Linked DNA regions of Mus musculus: all the other regions are linked to region 2. A link is a loop called in an ENCODE intact Hi-C map of the cell type or tissue named here. Cell type or tissue: heart. All regions are shown on one strand.

Region 1 (5,000 bases), 140 kb after region 2:
TCTTGCCATTTCCTACCAGCACACTCTCACACATCTTCGTGATGTGCCCTGGAAATAAATGGTACATCTAGCTTATATCTTCAAATAGTCCACAATTCTGTAAAAGGCATGATACAAATGTGCTGCAATGTGTTTGTCAACACACAAAAAGTCATGTGGGATGAGGAATGTCCAATTGAAGAAATGCTTCTATCAGATTGGCATATAGGCAAGTCCAAAGGGGCTTCTTGATTGTTGATTGGTTTGTGAGTGGCCAGCCTGCTGTGGGTGGTGTCACATCTGGGAAAGTGATTCTGGAAAGCGTGAGAAAGATAACTGGACATAAGCCATGGAATCAAGCAGAGTCCCTGTTAGTTCTTGCCTCTGCCCCTGCTTGAATCCTTTACCTGATTTTCCTCCATGATGAACTATGACCTGTAAGTTTCCTCCAGAGTTGCTCTTGGTCAGTGCTTTGTGACAACAACAGAAACCAAACAACCAAACTAGGACACAGATTTCTAGGAAATAAATACTCTGTGAGGAGGATTGCCGAGGGAGGACATGAATCTTAGCCTTGCCCATTATAGTTTCATGGTTTTATAGTCTCAACGTTCCCAGGAATGTCTCAAATATGGGACAAGTCTAATTTTTAAAAAAATTAACCATAGATATTGTTTGTAGGCAGCCTTCTGTTTTATACATGTGTATAAAATTAACTGTACAAAACTAGAACAAGAGACTTGTGCATTATAAATGGATGTTCATCCTTGGCAGCTCTGCACTGTTGGGCATATTGTACACTGGCAGCATCTGGTTATGGATTTAGCAGGGACTGAAACTCACCTGTGTATCTTGGTACAGAGTTATATTTACATAGAGGAGGGGGAAAAAGAACCCCTTTTCTAATTTGCACAAGACACCCTTCCACTGGTAGTAGTCCTGAATCTAAGAGATCAACTATTTCATATCCAGGGATAGAGATATAGCTCAGCTGAGAGAGTGTTTGGATAGCATGAATGAAGACTTAGGTTTGATCCCAACACTGCATAAATCAGAGATAGTAGAGCTTGCCACCTTAACTATCAGTACTTGGAAGGTAGAGATAGGATGATTGCAGGTTCAAGGTCATCTTCAGCTACCGAAGCTAGACTGAGATCACCCTTGGCTACATGAGCAACCTAAGATCTTTTTTTATTTTTGAGATTTTATTTATTTTATGCATATGAGTACACTGTAGCTGTCTTCAGACACACCAGAAGAGGGCGTTGAATCCTATTACAGATGGTTGTGAGCTACCATGTGGTTGCTGGGAATTGAGCTCAGAACCTCTGTAAGAGCAGTCAATGCTCTTAACCACTGAGCCATCTCTACAGCACAAGAGCCTATCTTTTTAAGAAGTGTTTTACAACTATTAAATTTTATAGACTGTTTTCTTTCATGTTTTCTTTTTTCCCTTTTCTTTTCTTTTCCTTTCTTTTCTTTTCTTTTCTTTTTTCTTTTTAACCATTAAGCCTCCAGTAGAACCATTTAGGACAAGGATCATCTATTTGAGCCCAAAGATTGGCAAATGAATTTCCTCCTGGAAGCAGGTATACTAAGCATGATATACTAAAGGTTTCTATTACTGTGATAAAATACTGTGACCAAAAGCAACTTAGAGAAAGAAGGGTTTATTTCAGTTTGTAGTCCACCATCCAGGGAAGTCAGGGCAGGAACCTGGAGACAGGAAGTGATGCAGAAACGAGGGTGGGGGGGATTGGAGAGGGGTTACTGCTTACTGGCTTGCTCACCATGCATGGCTTGCTCACCCTACTTTCTTATAGCACCCAGGACCAGCAGCCAATGAGTGTCACTGCCTACAGTGAGCTGGGCTCTCCCATATTAGTCTGCACGCAAGAAAATGCACCACAGCCCAGCTGAGGCATTTTCTCAATTGAGGTTCTTTCTTTCCAGAATGATTTCATGCATCAAGTTGACATAAAAGTAGCCAGCACACACGGAAATGTTGTTTGGCTTAGCTCTAATATTAGCACTTTCTCTTTCTCCCAGTTCCCACTTGTTTTTGATAAAGAAACATGGGGAAATTTCAATGACATTTTGAAGTAGGTGCACACATACTGCTGAACAGAGCTGTGCCTGCTGCTGGCAGGCAGCGCCACTTAGCGGTAGCTCAAGTTATAACTTCAGTAGCTGGCACATGACAGTCCAGGTTTGTGCTGGGAAGGCAGATTAGGTGCCTTTGCGCATAACATTAACAGAGAACAACTCTAACCCTCACGCAAACATAAGATGGTGTTACAGCATGCTGAGTGTCCCCTAAAGATCTGTATGGCAAGTGTTTGGGCCCCAGACTGTGGTACCATCAGTAGGTGGTAGAAACTTTATGAAATAAGACCCAATAGGAGGACTTTAGGATGTGTGCCTTGAAGGGGATAGGAAGTTACTATGGTGGTTGATAACACATATGTCAGATGTTCCATCTGGAACATGGCAGGTGCTCATAGCACAGAGAATAGGGTTTCAATGGTTTGTGGAGTGAAAAATTCCAAGTGAGATTTCCAGGGGCTCAACTTCCTGACTTTCAGATGGGGAGGGAGACAAGGTTCCAGTCAGGTTGCTGGCATGTAAGTACGTATCCTCTAGCCTTTCCCTGGCATCACAGCACACAAGTGGTTAGTTATAGACACTTTTTAAAGCCCCACAATCAGGTTGTCAGGCTTTTCACTCCCTCTGGGAGATGGAAGCACTAAGATGTCCTATGAAAGCTCTGTGCTGTTGGGGTTTGGGAGTAGGCAGGAATTATAATCTGTGCCTCTTCTCACCTACCATGGATCCCTGAAGTAATACTAGCACTGCCTGGGCCTGCTGACAGTCAGTGTCTTGACAGCATTGGTGATGCCAGCCCTGAGGCTGAGGACAGGTCCTGCTGCTCACAGCCTTGATGTATGACCAAGTCACTCTAAAAGGCTTAACGGTGCCTAGCCATGGCTCGGTCCAACAAGGCCAACAAGATTCTTACTTCAATTTCCATATCTGCTCCATTCATCACTCAACAGGCACTTGGCTTAGCTCCTGTTTGATTAGATGTTCCCAGAATCCTGTGTTCTTCTAGCGCCTCCTGGACTCCCAGCCCCACTGCAAATATGTCGACCCTGACAGTAGTCGTTTGAGTGACCTTGCTGAGACTATACCTGACATGCACTTGGCCCTCTCCCCATAGTCAGTTACCTGGTCTGACTATGACCTGACTCTCAACTTGAACTTGTTCCCTTTCTCTTCCTATAGTCCCTCAGAGTCTGGACATTGTGGTTCAATAGCTGGACAAAGTCTTGATCATCACTTACTAAGGTCAGAAAAGAGCTAAAGGGAGCAGAGAGGAGAAGAACCTTGTGTCCCCTAGGTAAAAATGCTGCTGTTACAGAATCAGAAGAGAGAGAGGAAAGGAGCTGGGGGGAGGATCAGATTCAGAACAAACACTAACGTGGCAAAAACAAAACAAAACAACAAAAAAACAAAAACAAAAAAAACCAAAAAACAAAAACAAAAAAAAACAAAAAAAAAAACCAGCATCTGTGGGCAAGATGAACCATAATTTGGTTTCTATTTCATATCATATTTGATAGCTCACAACTGTCTATAACTCCATCTTCCAGGGGGATACACCACCTCTGGCCTCTGTAGTCACACACATGCACATGTGCATAGCCACACAGAGACAGGCACATATACATATAATCAAAATATTTTAGATTTATTATTCTATGTATGTCCTGCCTGAATGTATGTATGTGCATGTTTGATGCCAATAGAGGTCAAAAGAGGGTGTTGGGTCCCTGGGAACTAGAGTTACAGATGGCTGTGAGTCACCATGTGGGTATTGGTAACTGAACTCTGAACATCTTCAAAAGAAGCACGCCCTGAACCATCTATCCAGTCCCTGAAATATATATATATATATATTAAAAAAAAACAGAGATCTTGTATAGATTTAACAGTCAAGCTCTGGGTAGTTGAAAAGTCTGACTACCAGATTCCAATAACCCCTAGTGACTTTGGGTACATTTCATTTCTCTAGAAATCATCTGGATTTCCTTATCTGAAAATCTTCCAGATTCAGGGAATCTCCCCACAAGCATCTCAGAAGTGACACAGAGGTCATTTCAAAGGTGAGGATTCAGTCTGGTCACCAGGAAGAAAAACACCTTTTCTAAGGCGCAGGGATGTTGAACCTCAGAACGTTACACATTCCTTCCAAAACAGTAGGCTGAGGGAAAAGCTATTTTCAGGCAGGACGTGACACATGGGCCAGTGCCCATGGAAGGTGAGGCAGACTGCTTAAACTGAAGTTAGAGGCTCAGCTTCTAGCTTTTCCTCTTCACTGGACTGGGTCACAGGCTAAACTGCGGGGTGGGATTCTGGAATGATCAGCTTGGTTCTGTGAATGGCTGTTTGCCATGGCAACAGGCATTGCAGAAATTCTGAGCCTGTTCTAATAGGAGCCTGCTCTAACAGACACCTGCTGCCCAGAGCTCTTTATCACGGGAGCAGGCTGCTTCTAGGATGCCTTCCTGGATCTTGGACTGGAGAAAAGCCCCCATGCTCTCTCCTCAGAGTCCACTTTTCCTCCAGAGTGCTTTCTTTTCTTCTGTCTTAGGTAAGCACACAGTGGATGTGGAAAAGCAAACTGGGCACACAATTTGTTCATAGCAACCTCGCAGGTTCCCCGGCCTTGGCTTCCACCAGTAGAAGGCAGCAAGCTGGAAAATGCTCTTTCCCCGCCCCAACCCCCTTGCTGAGCCTCCAAGCATTGCTGCTTCCCCTAGGAGGTTCACCCGGTCAATGCATCCTTATGTCCAATGCTCCAGCAGCTACAGTGGGTTGACAAGAATTGACAGGCTTTCCAGAGAGCAGTGGAGGCCGCGCCAGGTCTCCCCCTGGCGGCAGCCAGGATCCACCCAGGTTCTAGAACTTCTACCAGTACCTCTCTCCTCTCTTCCATGTTGCTGATAGGGACTACTACC
Region 2 (5,000 bases):
ACCTGCTTCAACCCTTTTCAGTCTACGGAATGTAACCCTGTAGCTACTAACGACTTCTGGTGCTGCTTAGTGCAGATATTCATACCCCCATCGTCTGTAGATGTGAGAACTAAACCTTTGTCATTTTGGTACCAAACCTCCTCTTATACAGCACGCGGATAAATGAGCTAGTCTCTTTTCAACAGTAATAGAAGAGAGGGGAGACCTTCCTGGAGTGGCACTAGAGCCCCACACACTTGCTACAGACAGTAATTCACATCACACACTTCACAGGCCCTGGGTTGATACTATGTATCTTTTTCCAAAGTTCCTTCTCTCAGCAAACCAGTAGCTGTTTCAGCATCCATTATTGAGGCTCTTGGAAACTGAGGCCCCAAGTACGTTCCTCATTAACAGAATTCTGAAAAGGTTAATGTGCTGATCATCAACCCAGGCTCACACCCAAGAGCCTTCCCTGTTCTTGAAGCCCTGAAAGTGGTTAGCATTTGAACTGTCCATCTTGTGGATGGAAGTTAATTTTTCTGTGCTATCCTTAAGTAATCCGTTCCAGCCCTGGCTTCTAGGCTGATATGTTGCAAGAATCTCCAGGGAGCAGGTGCTGAGCAGTCAGATGGCAGCTGTTGATCTGTTGAAATTCAGCAATTAGAGGATGCAGGAGAATGCTATGGCACACAGTTTACACTGAGCATTTCTTTCTGGTGGTAAACACTGCTTGTGTGTGTGTGCACACACACATATGATGTCTGTCCTCATGGACAGGTACATGTGTCCTTAAGAGAACCACATCTTCCCATTTGCCTGTCTCTATAGTGATTGATTCCTCTCATGTAGCCCAGGCTGGTCTCAGATTCCCTATGTAGCCCAGGATGATCATGAACTGATCCCTTTTCCTCCATTTCTTGGGTCATGGGCTCACAGACATGCACACCCTGTTGTGCAAGACTTGAACCCAGGGCTAGGTGAGCTGTCTACTTACTGACCTGCTTCCTTTATCCTTTCAATATGGTAGCTGAGGAGTTGGAAAGAAGACAAGAATAACACCTCCTGAAATGTAACCTGAAACTGGATTTGTTCTATAAATCCAAATGATTTTAAAATGAAAATCTTTTTGGAACATAAAGATCTTACTCAGGAAATGTTAAAAACCTGGATATTGATTTGGGATCATAGTATGATCTGAAATCAAAGTGAATCCAAGGCTCAGGTAGACAAAACAGTCATTATATCTCAGCTGGGGCCTTTTAAAAAGGTAAAGTGAAAATCTTCACCAACTCCAACACCACATTTAAATTCCACCCACAGTGTACGCAAAGAAAAAAAGAAAGAAAGAAAGAAAGAAAGAAAGAAAGAAAGAAAGAAAGAAAGAAAGAAAGAAAGAGAGAAAGAAAGACCTGCTACTGATTTATTTTTCTGAACCCAGAAAAATAGCTGTTTTGCTTTCAGGGGTAGACCTGATAAATCTGCTTCTCTCTCTCTCCCCAGGCTCTTCTGCTCCAAAGCCCACCTAACATTTCACAGAAACACAAAAACCAGACAAATCAAAAGGGCTGGGTGGGAATTCGCATGTGTTGGCTTAACTTTGGTGCTGGGAATAAGATCTCACGACGACCTCTGGGGCTAAGGGATATGAATTTCCCCAGCTCGGACCTGGCAGAGCGACATCAGATGACCACGCTGACAGTCATGTTCTGGCCATGAGGCACAATCTTGCGGGGCCAGGACAGCAGCATCTTGCGCAGCTCCTCTCGAAAGCTGTCGTGCAGCCATGCATAGATGAAGGGGTTGTAGCAGGCGGAGCTCATAGCAAGCCAGTGGCAGAGTAGCTGCACCAGCCCGAAGGCGTAGGGGTCGATGGCACGCGGGTCCAGGTCTCGCAATAGGTTGAAAATGTGCAGCGGCAGCCAGCAGACCGCGAACACTACCACCACCACCACCAGCAGACAGAAAGTGCGGCGGCGACGCGCTCGGTCCCAGTCAGCTTGACTCTGGGTCACGCTGCCAGGCACCACGCGGTTCCTCAGCTTCACTGACACCCGTACGTAAGACAGGAGGATGGCCAGCAGGGGGAGCAAATAGGTGCCCAGAAGCAGCCCCCAGGCGTAGATCTGGCGTTGGCGCTCCTGCGAGCCCCAGAACTCCTCGCAGAGGCTCACGTCGTGGGGCTTGAGCTCCACATGGTAGGTGTGCACCGCGGCCGGCAGCGCCAGCACTGCAGATAGAGCCCAGATGCCCAGCACCGCGTAGGCGCTGAGCCTCAGTGAAATGCGCCGACGTAGCGGGTGCACCAGAACCACATAGCGGTCCAAGGCGATTGTGGTGAGTGTGAACACCGATACATAGACGGTGACCGGCTGCAGGAAGAAAACCAGATGACACAGGCCTCCACCGAACACCCAGCCCCGAGGTTCAAAGGCATAAGCTAGCGTGAGAGGCACACAGGCGGCACACATGAGCACGTCGGACAAGGCCAGGTTGCCAATGAGGAAGTTGGTCACGTTGTGCAGCCGGCGCACGCGCGCGATCACCAGCACAAGCAGGCAGTTGCCCACCAGACCCACGACCACCACGATGCTGTACAGCATCACGATCAACCCCTTCAGCTGGTGCACCAGCTGCAGGCTCTGGAACGGCGTGACTGCTGCAGCTCGGGGAACCGTTGCAGACAGGTTGCCCTCCGAGGCCTCTGCGCTCTGGTTGGCTGGAGTCGAGCTAGCTGGCAACAGCCCAGAAGACAAATCGGGGTCTCCAGTGGTCTCAGTGGACAGTGAGGTCATGGCTACCTGTTCAAAGGTAATCAAAGTTGTCACTTTCCATCTTCCCTCGTGTACCTTTTCCCACCACCCAACTCCTCTCTTGGACACAAGACCCAGAACATCAAGCGCAATGAATGTTGTCCTTCCAGTTCTATAAAAATAAGCCTAACACAGGTTCTTTAAACAGCTCCTATTCGTGGATAGCTCTCGCGGTCCCCGGAAGGCAGACCGGGGAGCTGGCCCTACCTGTGAGCAGGCTTGGCTGGCGGGAAAAGGCTCTCAAAGGCGGGAGCAGACCGCCTGCTGTTCCTCAGGGGTCCTCAGCCAACAATGGACGCTCGCTCGGGTTGCTCTCTTCTACTAACGGATTCAGTAGTTCCCAGTGGGTCAGCAGCTTGTGAGGGGTCTGGGAGCTCCTCCCCTCCACCTCTTCCTGACTTCAGCTCTCCCTTCAATGGAAGATGGGGGCGGAGCTTACTGCCCAACTCTGTGCTTAAGAGGAGCAGCATGTGTAGTAGGAATAAGCAAGAAAGGGGGTGGGGCCAGGAACCTGGGCCCCACGCTCCAGGGTGATCTCCACTTCGGAAGTGTGCAGTGCCCCTGGAGAAGCTGTTCCAGAGGGGCGTGTCCCAGGGGATGACAGAGGAGGTGCGGGAAGCGCCAATTTGTGATGTCCACCAGGTGTAGTCTCCAAAGGCTGAGAGGATTTGGAAATAGGGAAATGTAGATAAACTAGGGAGTGAAGGGAAGTCCTCACAGGACAGCTCCAGATCCTGCAGAGCTCCAACTGCAGCTGACAGAGTCGCTAGAGTTTGGGGTCTAGCAGAGCTTTGTTATGCTGCACCTGTCGCTGGTCAGGGATTTTAGGGCTCTAGCACTCCAGTGTATCCTTTGAGCCTTTTGCAGGTGTGGTGGCCAGAGTTTCCTCTCAAAGGGAAAAAATCAGCACCACGGGCAGCTCCCCAGTGCTGTGTGGGTACGGCGCAAGGGGGCTCGCGACAATCGAAATTACTGCAGCTCTGTGGATCTGAGGCTTGCTCCCTGGAGCAAAAAAAAAAAAAGAAGTGCAGGATGGAGATTGAAGGGTGACTTTGGCTCCGATATGGATCATCACCAGGGACCGTGCCATCATTTACCTCCCTAGCTCAGAAAAACGCAGCCATCAGGCCAGTTTGTGCTCTATAAATTCACCCCAATATCTGAACCCTGCCACTCTTTGCTCATTTCTCTTTGTCGCTACAGCAACCCAAGGCGCCACCTGTCCTAGCAGAGATTGTTGAGTTCCTGACTTTCTTGTCCTCCTAGAATAAAAGCCCTTCCTATGTCGGTTTAGATATTTTTTTCTTTTTTACGTACTAGCGGTTGCAGGGTTTCAGAAAGAATAACAAAGGTGACATTTGAAAAGGTTAAGTTTCATAAGATCTTTAGTAGCATGAAGTTGTCACTGAAATATAAGTTAAGCTGCACAGTGAGAGGTCTGTCAGGAAAGGGGCTTTGTAACCACCCTGTTCAGAAGCCAGGGCTTCTGAAGGAGGCTGAGTTTCAATGTCTAGTCCTCTCTGGTAAGCCCTACTTTAGCCTCTGGGGCTTCAGATATCTCAGTTCTACTAGAAAGCTTTAACAAGTCATTCCACTCTTGAAATTCCAGTGAGTCACTCACACAAGAAGAAAAGTCAGTTATAGCACAAAAGCTACCCATTATTGTGCTATTTCCACTCTACACCCACACTCTCTGAGCGATAATACATGTAGCAGAAACCAGTATGAAAGTCAGAGTGGTAAGTAGTTCACGTGTGTACTGGGGCACTTTCCAGAGAAGGTAATTTACCACTTGCCAAATAAATCTGGTAAAGGACTATAAACACTGGCAAAGCTAATAAGTAACGTGGCTGGGATTTCTATCCAGATCTGCCTTACTTCAGAGAAAACCTCTGTGTGTATGTGTGTGTATGTGTGTGTGTGTGTGTGTGTGTGTGTGTGTGTGTGTGTGTGTATGTGTGTGTGTGTGCATGTGTATGTCTGTGTTTGTGTGTATGCATGTGTGTGGGCATGTGTCTCTGTGTGTGTGGTGAGTGTGTGTGTATGCATATATGTGCATGTGTATGTCTGTGTATGTGTGTATACATGTGTGTGGGCATGTGTCTCTGTGTGTGTATCTGTGTGTGTGTCAGTGTGTGTCTGTGTGGTAAGTGTGTGTGTATGTTTGTATGCATGTGTGTGCATATGTGTATCTGTATTATGTGTGTG
Region 3 (5,000 bases), 79 kb after region 2:
ACTTAGTGTTTATATCTATTTATGAACTTGAGAAATTTTACACATAAAATCTGAGTCTTTCAAGGCAATTTTAGCAATTCATTTCTACTCTAAATTATAGGTCTGTTTCTTTTACAGATTCATCAAAAATAAGTATTTCCAAGCACTTTTTAAAGAGTAATTTAAAAGTAATTGTAAGTTACATTTAACAATGGCATGATATATTTTTCCTTTTTAATGATATATATATGTATATGTATTCTGTGAACTATCTAATTCATATCAGACAAAAACATAGTATTGCTGACTTTTTTCTAATTAATCCATAAAAGTTAATTATCAAAGACAATAAATCTGTGTCTAGTATTTTACAAATTTCCTACAATGTTCCCCATCTACTTTTGTTTTGGGTATTTTTCTGAACAAAGGTGTTTCAAGCTTTCCTCATCTAATACTCTCCTTCCTGACAGGATTTAAAGGTCTCCTCTCAGCAAGTACATAGGAATGAGACCTGTGGGGATCCTGGGGGGTGGGGGACAGCACAGAGGAAGAGAGGGTTAGAGAAAAACACATGCAGAATGTACTATATACACGTATGAAACTGTTAAAGAACAAATTTAATAAAAGAAAATTGTGGGAGGGATGGAGAAGAAATGCCCTTCTAGCTTTCTCACCTCCAATTTCTGGCTTATTCCACTTAGATGTGCTGTAAGAATAAGGTGGTGAATTAGGCTCCATATTCATAAACACACCCATCTGTAAACTGACTCAGGAATGGGAAAAAATTATAACTATAGTAAATAAAAACAGAACACAATTAGCCTTGCATGGTTTGGGAAAGAAAGGGTGACAGAGCTCTAACTTACCATATATATGAAAAGAGGCACGATGCTCTGCAATGCTCCCATATACTGTCCCAGAGCTATATTAAATCTTTCAATATAGAGGTCTGGAGGGCTGGCCTGTGGGAAAGAATATCAACGTAAGTACTCTGGGAAACCAGCTGAAAGTACTTCTTCAACCCCAGCAATATAAACTCAGAAAGAACCTAAAATGGGGAGGTACTTATACTCTAAAGTCAGTTCAGATTTTTTTTTGTTCCAAAGTCTATTCTATGACACTTTAGTCACTTTAAAAAACTATATGGCTTTAACATATTAGCTAAAAAGTATGATTTTAATAAATCACCACTGAATTAGAGATAGTTCTTAAAGGAATCAAACCATATTAGGACCTGGAATTAGGGGGGACAGAATTCAAGTAAGTAAAGCAGGCTCTAGACACTACCAGAGGCTGAATTGATGTCAAGCAGTTAAGCATGCTTGCTCCTCTTACAAAAGAACCAAGGTTCAGCTTCCATCACCCACATGGTAGCTGACAACCACCTAAACCTTTGGTTCTAGGGAATCCAATACTATCTTCTGGTCTCCACAAGCACTGTATCATGTGGTATACAAACATACAATGAAGTAAAGCACTGACAAGTATAAAATAAAGTAAACCAATCTTTTAAGACACTATTAGAGTGGCTAATACATTTTTAAATTTTATCTCCATTGTAAACAGCTTCTCTAGTTAACCAACTGTCAACAAGAGAAGTAAGGACTCAAATGATTCACATATACCTGCAGGTCTAGACTGAAGTACAGTATAATGCACATCTAACGTCACTCACTCCTACAAAATACTAAGTCACAAATTCACCAAGGAACCTCTCCAAATTTACTGTACGTTGACTGAACATGTCTTGTCTCCCAGTATAGCTATAACTGAAGTAAGGAAATAATTAAAATTCCATGAAGTCATAAGGGCATGGCCCCACATCCTACAAAGACCATGCCCTTAAAGAGACAAAGGGTTTCTAAATCTTTGCTATCAAAATGTGGCACGGAGAAGGCTTTGGTGAGAATGTTTCAGCTGCAATCCAGGAGGAGTCTTCACCAGGAACCCATAAGCCAGAACCTCAATCTAGAAACTTCTCCGCTTCCAAACCGATATAAGAAATAACTTAAACTGCCCAGTCTATGGTATTTTGTTGTAGTACCATAAGATGATATGTTTTACAAAACTATATCCATGTACTATTTTATTTTATTCTTTAAGTTAATTTAACATTAAAGAAGCCTAAATAAAAGATTAAATTAATTAAATTTTAAAAGATTAAATTTTAGCAAATGATAATTAAATTATAAATTATAATTAAATTACTTAAATTAAATAAATTTAAATTAAATTATTAATTAAATTTTAAAATGTTAAATTTAAAGGGATTAAAATATTAGCAAATGATAAGATACATGAACTAAAAATTTCTGAGCCACAGTGTTGGGGAATGGGAAGGTATAAAATATAAAAACAAAACATTCCACACATAAGGTCTGTTCTTTGAAAACTTCATCACCTGACAACCAGACCTTAAAGACAACATCATGCTTTCATGTTCTACCACACTAAGACTCCTAAGTACCAAGTTCAACCATATGAAATTAGGGGGCTGGAGAAATGGCTCAGTGGTTAAGGGTGCTTGCTGTTCTCCCAGAAGACCTGAGTTTGGATCCCAGAACCCTATCAAGCAGCTCACAACCTGTAATTCCAGAACCAAGGATTCCAGCCCTCTAACTGGCCTCTTCAGGTACCCATCCACTCATATACAGAGACATACACATAAACTAAGTAAAATTATACAAACTGTGCCTTAAGCTATTTGAGAAATGTTGAATGTTCTAATACCTCTAAAGGAGTCACCTCATAATGCTTCTACCTAGGAGCTTGGAATATATGCTGGGAACTATCTCTACTTCATCTTTCATTACAGAGTACTTAAAGGTCTGGTGTTTATCTTCCCATTTCTTTTCCTAGTCTTCCTAACTACCTGTGGAATAAAAGTTGTCTCTATCATACATAAGAGGGAAACAGCTCAGAAATATTTAACCATTTGAGTATGATCCCAAGCTAATAAGCACTAAGACTCAATCAGATTCCAGCAACTTCTTAGTACTCCAAAATCCCCACTACCATCTTTTTTCTTAAGTTCACACCTCTCAATTTAGAGCACACTGTCTACTTCTGATTCCACAGCCTACACCTTCTTTCTTATACACAACCCAGCTCAGTACATGGACCAACTAACCAATCCCAAGTAGAATCAGTGTTGTTCTGTCTGCCCAAACATCTCTCTACCCACGCCTCACCAAACTTACTCTTTTCCTTCAAGTTTTGTCACTTTCTCAAAACATCTGAGTTCCCTTCAGTGGAGCAAACCACTTACTGCTCCTACTGAGTAATCTCTGCTACTAACTGCAAGCCCCTGAGGCAACAATCTGTACCTTACCTGCTCTTCTCCAATCTAACCACAATGCCTAGAATACAGGATACAGGGAGAGGTATATTTTTCAAAAGCAGGGTCTTTTGAAATCTAAACTTTACAACATCTAAATCTAACCTAGCACTGTTTAAATCTAAATTTCTACTTTAGTATTATCAAGGTTCTAGTGTACTGAGCAACTAATGCATCACTTTGAATTTCAATTTCTATGCTAAGGAGCAATACTCACACTATGCTATTTCTGAGAATGTGGCAAAAATAAGAGAAAATCTGGAACCGCTTTGAAAAAAGACACATACTGTAAAACTATATATGAGCAAGGGTGCACAGCAGCCATGTGCCTAACACTTAGAAAAATCCATTCATATTTTAAAAAGCAATCTTCGCCAACCAGAGAACTTAGGAGAAATGGCTTGCATCACAAGCAAGCCTAACTACCCTTAATGAACAGACTGGCATACACCATCTTCCTCAAAGAAGCTTCAAAGAACTTAGGAAATGATATTCAGCACTCAAAGAAGTAAATTCTACCCATATAGAAGAAAAAATTTGAAAAGCTATTACATTAAAATTTTTTTTTCATTTTCATAAAAGGACACTTCGTCTAAGTGTTAAAAAAAACATGAACACTGATCAAAAGGCACATTTAACAGCAGAGAGAATAAATACAATTGAACTCCTTATTCCTTTACAAAGTCATAAAGCCTCAAAGGTTAGGAGTATTAAAAAGTACTTTTTGTGCTAAATCAAATGTCAGAACACTTAACTTTTTTACTTCCACATTTCATGTTGCACTTACTCAAAACCTTTGAAATGACAGGACTATAAATTATGACAGTCTGAGAAAATAAACTCCATCTATTCCAGGAAACTAGAAATAAATGTGACTTTGAAAATCCTAATCAAACTGTTCCTCTTTAAAACTTACATCCAATAAACTCTGGTCCCCACTGAGAAAAATGATGCCTAGTTGAGTTTCACTATTCCAAAATGGTATTATTTGGCTTGAACATTAATTGGAAAAATAATCCATCATATCAAAAAGGAAGAAACAAGCTGCAGAAAAAAATAATAATTATTCTAAACTTCTTGCAATTTTTAGGGGAAGTAGTGCAGGTGCTTTGGACAGAACCCACAGCTAAACCCTCAGCCCCCTCCTTATTTAGTTTAAAATTTTAGTCAGTTCAAATGGGTTTAGTGTTTTAAGTTAACTTCCTACTCCCTGAAACCACCACTTAATTATTTTCTATCCTTCTGAAAAATACATTGCTTGTAGAAATAAGAGTATGATAGCTCTCTATACACATGTGAATATCAATCTGTAATCTATCTTGGAGTAAGTTTTATTGTATTGCATCTTAAACATTTTGGCCTCAGGAACCATTTGCACTATTTAAATAACTGAAGATGGGGCTGAAGAGATGGCTCAGTAGTTAAGAGCACCTACTGCTCTTATAGGGAACCCAGGATTGGATTCCAGCTCACGCATGACAGTTCACAGGGATCTGATGCTGTCTTCTTGCTGCCATAGGGTCCTGTACCCATATAAAGCACATAAACTCATGTGGATGCACAAATACACATGAAAATAATAAATGATAAATCTTTAAGCCTGAAGGCTCCAAAAAGCCTTTAGTTTTATGTGGGCTACAGCAAATGCTTTTCTATCTGGAATTAGTAAAGGTGCAGTGAAGAG
Region 4 (5,000 bases), 86 kb after region 2:
CCAGACCGCTGTGCACCTTCCCTGCAAGAGGAGAGTACTCTGACCACTGAGACTCAGAAGAGAGCTGGACTCCCAGGACAGCTGACATGCTAACAGAATCACAGGAGAAACAGGCTCCAGCCAGAGACAACCATAACAACTAACACCAGAGATTACCAGATGGCAAAAGGCAAATGCAAGAATCTTACCAACAGAAACCAAGACTGCTCACCATCATCAGAATCCAGCACTCCCACCTCAGCCAGTCCTGGATACCCCAACACACCCAAAAAGCAAGACTCGGATTCAAAATCATCTCTCATTATGATGGTAGAAGACATCAAGATGGGCTTTAATAACTTAAATAAATACAGGAGAACACTGTTAAACAGGTAGAAGTCCTTAAAGAATCACAGAAAAACACTGCTAAACTGGTAGAAGTCCTTAAAGAGGAAACACAAAAATCCCTTAAAGAATTAAAGGAAAACACAACCAAACAGGCACTCACTGATAAGTGGATTTTAGCCTAGAAACTTTGAATACCCAAGATACAATTTGCAAAACACAAGAAAATCAAGAAGAACGAAGACCAAAGTGTGGATAACTTCATTCCTTCTTAGAATAGGGAACAAAACACCCATGGAAGGAGTTACAGAGACAAAATTTGGAGCCAAGACGAAAGGATGTACCATCCAGAGACTACCCCACCCAGGGAGCCATCCCATAATCAGCCACCAAACCCAGACACTATTGCATATGCCAGCAAGATTTTGCTGAAGGGACCCTGTTATAGCTGTCTCTTGTGAGGCTATGCCAGTGCCTGGCAAACACAGAAGTGGATACTCACAGTCATCTATGGGATGGAACACAGGGCCCCCAATGGAGGAGCTAGAGAAAGTACCCAAGGAGCTGAAGGGGTCTGCAACCCTATAGGTGGAACAACAATATGAACTAACCAGTACCCCCAGAGCTCGTGTCTCTTTGCAGTCACCTGCGCCTCTGCCTCTGCCCCTCGGCCCCTCTGCCTCTGCCTCCCCAGTGGTATACACGTGTCACTCATACCCTACCATATAGGACATTCCCAAGTGAGATTGGTTGCTTTATTTTCTAATTCACACATGTACAATTTGATCCACCACTGCTTGCATTATCATTGCAAATGTCAACAAAATTACAGGGGAAATAATACACAGTAGAAAGCCTGTATTTAGCAGAGCCTTGAACAAGTTTAAGGGCCCCCAGAGTTACTCTAGTGAGCATATCAGGTGAACTGAGTTCTAAGGACTGGTCATGCTAGGTCCTTTGAAGAACAGCAAGCATTCTGAACAGCTAAACAGCTGAACAGTTCCAGTTAGTTCCTAAGGATTTATTTCTTAAAGGAAAATTTCCCCTATCTTTTGAAACAAGCACATAGCTGTCTCAAAGCAAACCTTAAAAAATAACATATTCTATGATCTATGGGAGCAAAACGAGATGTCTCAGAAGTAAAGGGCCTTTTTAAAACCTTTTTAGGGCTGGTGAGATGGCTCAGTGGGTTAGAGCACCCGACTGCTCTTCCGAAGGTCCAGAGTTCAAATCCCAGCAACCACATGGTGGCTCACAACCATCCGTAACGAGATCTGACTCCCTCTTCTGGTGTGTCTGAAGACAGCTACAATGTACTTACATATAATAAATAAATAAATCTAAAAAAAAAAAAAAAAACCTTTTTAAAAAATATAATCTATATAAATATATTCTACAGTCTGGTAATAAGCAAATGTAGGTAGTATCTGCTTGTCCTTCTATCTGTCTCAACTGAAACAAGCAGATGCTTCAAAAATCTTAACTGTACTGCAGATATGTGCTTTCTAGCAACTTACAGAATGTCACTTCTGAATCTGTCTGAGAACCTAAGATCATGCTAAGCCTGCAATGAAACAGGTTAAGGAGAAGTCTCTACCCTCAGAGGCTCATGATGAACATTAAAACCACTGTCTGAATGAGCACTTGTGGAAATGGCTCAGGGTTAGATTAGATTGTCTCACTGGAAAATTCTCCTGTAAGAACGACTTTCTGTAGGCAACTGCTTCAGTGAAAAGCCTTCAGCAGTTCACAAGTAAAAGAGTTACTAATGGTAATGATATCTATTTTGCTTGAGGTCTAGGAAGAAAGGTAACCAGGTAAATTTCTTTTAAGGTAGGGAGAGAGGGAAGGAGGGAGGATGTGTGTGTGTGTATGTGTGTGTGTGTGAGAGAGAGAGAGAGAGAGAGAGACAGAGACAGAGAGACAGAGACAGTAACCTCATGTGCATGGGTATCCATGGAGTCCAGAACAGTACATCAGAACCTCTTAGAGCTGGAGTTACAGGCTGCTGTGAGCTGCCCAATGTAAGTGGTAAGATCAAATTCTAGTTCTGCACAAGAGCTATAAACACTTTTAACCATTTCTTCAGTCCAATAACTTTATTACCTAAAATCTTCAGTCTAGCAAGAAGAAAAGAAGTATACTTGGGGAAGTAAAGAGGTTATTTGTTCATCTGCTTGTTTTAAGACACACTTTGAATGTCAACAGATTTAAATTTTAAGGCCTTTATTTTTTTCATTTTGCCAAGACAACTGCAAGCAACCAGTTGGATTGTACTGCCACCCACTGGGCAAAAAGCAAATAGCAATGCAACACCTGCCCAGCTTTAACACCATCAAAAGATGGATGGCCCTTTACTTGCAGCTGGACAAGAAGGCTTATATATAAGTAGATGTTTGTACAGACTGAATAAAATTAAGTAAAAGAGACTAGCTATAGCTTAGTTCCAACTAATTTTATTATTGATCTGTCAATTATAGTAACTAGAAACCTAAGATATATTTAGCTTAAACATATCAAAAGTATTAATTTTATTAAAATATTTTAAGTGTACCTAATCAACTTCCTTTTAATTAAAACAGCTAACAAACACCTCTCTAAACTGCTGTTTAGAAATTTAAGAATGAAAATGTGTACCATTCCACAGCCCCCTTGCTCTGGATCTGAACAGAAAATTATCTGTGCTGTTTCCCCCACTTTAATGTTATTTATTGTCTTTCCCTGGAAGCAGACTGCTTAAACAACTTAGTAATGTGAAGTTCCAAACTACTGAAAATGAGCAACTCTTAATGGTCAGTGAACTGCATCAAAAGCCACAACGCTCAGGTGGCTAAAGTGAAGATGCACTACAGTTCAACCAAGTGCACTTAACTTATCCACAAAATGCTTAGGAAAAAGTGGTTCACAACTGTTCCAATGGATTCTGCATCACATACATACACAAACACACACGGGGGGGGGGGGGAGATAAAATACAGCTTTCTTGCTCACTCATGTTGTATACCTGTGCTGAGAGTTTGATCCACGTTATCCTTACTTAGGACCAGAATTAAGAGGAACCTTTGCAGCTGAAGGGGTTTGTAACTCCATAGGAAGAATAACAATATCAACCAACCAGACCCCTGCCCAAGACTCCCAAGGACTAAACCACCAACCAAAGAGTACACAGGGAGGGACCCATGGCTCCAGCTGCATATGTAGCAGAGAATTGCTTTATCTGGCAATGGGAGGGGAGGGCCTTGGTCCTGTGAAGGATCAATGCCCCAGTGTAGGGGAATGCTAGGGCAGTAAGGCAGGAGTGGGTGGGTGTGAGAGCACCCTCATAAAAGCAGGGAGGAGGGGGATAGGATCGGGGATTTGCAGAGGGGAAACAAAGTAGGGGGGATAACTTTGAAATGTAAATAAAGATGAACATTTGCCATTGGGAACACCAAGGCAAGGAAGCAGCAACATAAGGAACTGCAGAGCCAACATTAAGTATTCCTGCGTTTGTGGACACACTACTTTCAGGAACAACTCATGTGCCAAAAGTCATTTGGTATGGCCTAATTTCAAGGTAGTGAGCGAGTACAACTCTACTATATCTGCAGACGGAACTGGGAACTGGAAACAAGGTCAGCAGCACTACAGCTGGCACATTCACCTCAAGTCCTAAATCAAGGCCATGGTAGGCTGACAGACACTAGCATGAGTCATTCAGATTGCAATTCTCAAAAGTACACACTGTTCAAAAGATGGCATCCTGATGGATAGTTAAACACAACAACCCGCACAATAGTTAGCATGACAGTGGCAACATAAACATTAAAGTCTGCCAGGGGTAGAGGATTCAAAGTGGAGGCAACCATAGCAGAGCAGCAGAACACTTCCTTGGCAGGAAAGAGGAGCTACTGGAAAAAGAAACCAGATGGGAAAAAGATCTGAATATGTAAAGGTGCAATCAACCAAAAAGCAAAATACTGCTGTGCAGTTCTCATGGAAAGGTAATTACACAAGGAGTCTTCAACTCCTCATCAAGGGCTACTGTCTTGCTCTGGAAGGAATGAAGTCAGAGAGTTAAGAAAAGGTGCACAGATATATTTGAAAATTTTTCACAGTAGAGAAAATTAGCCAGGACTTGGAACTCAGTTTATTTTCCTACTCAGTCACTCTTGACATCACAGAATATTAAAATGATCATTATGTCTTTTTCCATAAAAGCTGCTAAAGAATAAAGCTGCAATTTTTCTGTAATTCTAGCATCTAGGTACTGTATACTAAGGCCTAGCATACATAGCATAAATATTTGTTAATGGTTCATGGTTTTTACACTAAGACTAGAGCCACATGTATACCTTATTTTACTCAGAGCTTGGAAAATTTTGAAGGCACTATGATAGGGCTCCAGTAAGACCTGAGACCACACACTGATATTTCTGGGAAAGTTAAAGGGTCCCAGTAAATTATTCACACAAATTAAGATCAAGTTTTGGGTTGTATTTTATGTGTATGAGTGTTTTGCCTGCATGTATGCATGTGTACGACTTGCAAACTTGATGCTCAGACCTGTCAGAGGTGGCATCAGAATCCCTGGAACTAAAGTTGTAGATGGCATAAGCTACCATGGAGGAGCTGAAAATTGAACCTAGAGAGCAACAAGTGCTCTCAACCACTGAGCCATCTCTCTCACCCCATAT

The links. Peaks named below come from ENCODE experiments on the same cell type or tissue, not always from the same donor. Only the 100,000 strongest peaks of a DNase experiment are listed, where the experiment ranks them.
Region 1: a loop joins it to region 2, with 10 times the contacts of the local background. A loop is called at or near these places in 9 of 42 quality-filtered maps.
Region 3: it touches region 2 in a loop (2.8-fold over the local background); 9 of 42 quality-filtered maps call a loop at or near these places.
Region 4: it touches region 2 in a loop (6-fold over the local background); 9 of 42 quality-filtered maps call a loop at or near these places.

The regions. Positions count from the first base shown.
Region 1 is chr19:60,606,839-60,611,838 of GRCm38, forward strand. Gm46652 (a long non-coding RNA gene) reads left to right here and starts at 4,392. Exons shown (of 2, transcript XR_003952898.1): 1 at 4,392-4,633. In heart, CTCF peaks have their summits at 2,145 and 4,919 (motif pointing left); no DNase peak of the experiment used is centred here; H3K27me3 peaks cover 241 bases.
Region 2 is chr19:60,465,353-60,470,352 of GRCm38, forward strand. Prlhr (prolactin releasing hormone receptor) reads right to left here and starts at 2,952. Exons shown (of 1, transcript NM_201615.2): 1 at 1,381-2,952. The coding sequence starts at 2,774. The coding sequence ends at 1,662. In heart, a CTCF peak has its summit at 2,062 (motif pointing right); a DNase peak (open chromatin) is centred at 2,059; H3K4me3 peaks cover 1,167 bases; H3K27me3 peaks cover 4,410 bases.
Region 3 is chr19:60,544,601-60,549,600 of GRCm38, forward strand. Cacul1 (CDK2 associated, cullin domain 1) reads right to left here. Exons shown (of 9, transcript NM_030197.2): 4 at 846-941. Gm41884 (a long non-coding RNA gene) reads right to left here. Exons shown (of 2, transcript XR_877980.1): 2 at 2,830-4,360. Among named protein-coding and RNA genes, the nearest start is that of Gm41884, 4.0 kb to the right of the region's middle. In heart, no CTCF peak of the experiment used is centred here; no DNase peak of the experiment used is centred here.
Region 4 is chr19:60,551,097-60,556,096 of GRCm38, forward strand. The region is part of intron 3 of Cacul1 (CDK2 associated, cullin domain 1); the gene reads right to left. It overlaps Gm41884 (a long non-coding RNA gene), which reads right to left and starts at 16. Exons shown (of 2, transcript XR_877980.1): 1 at 1-16. In heart, no CTCF peak of the experiment used is centred here; no DNase peak of the experiment used is centred here.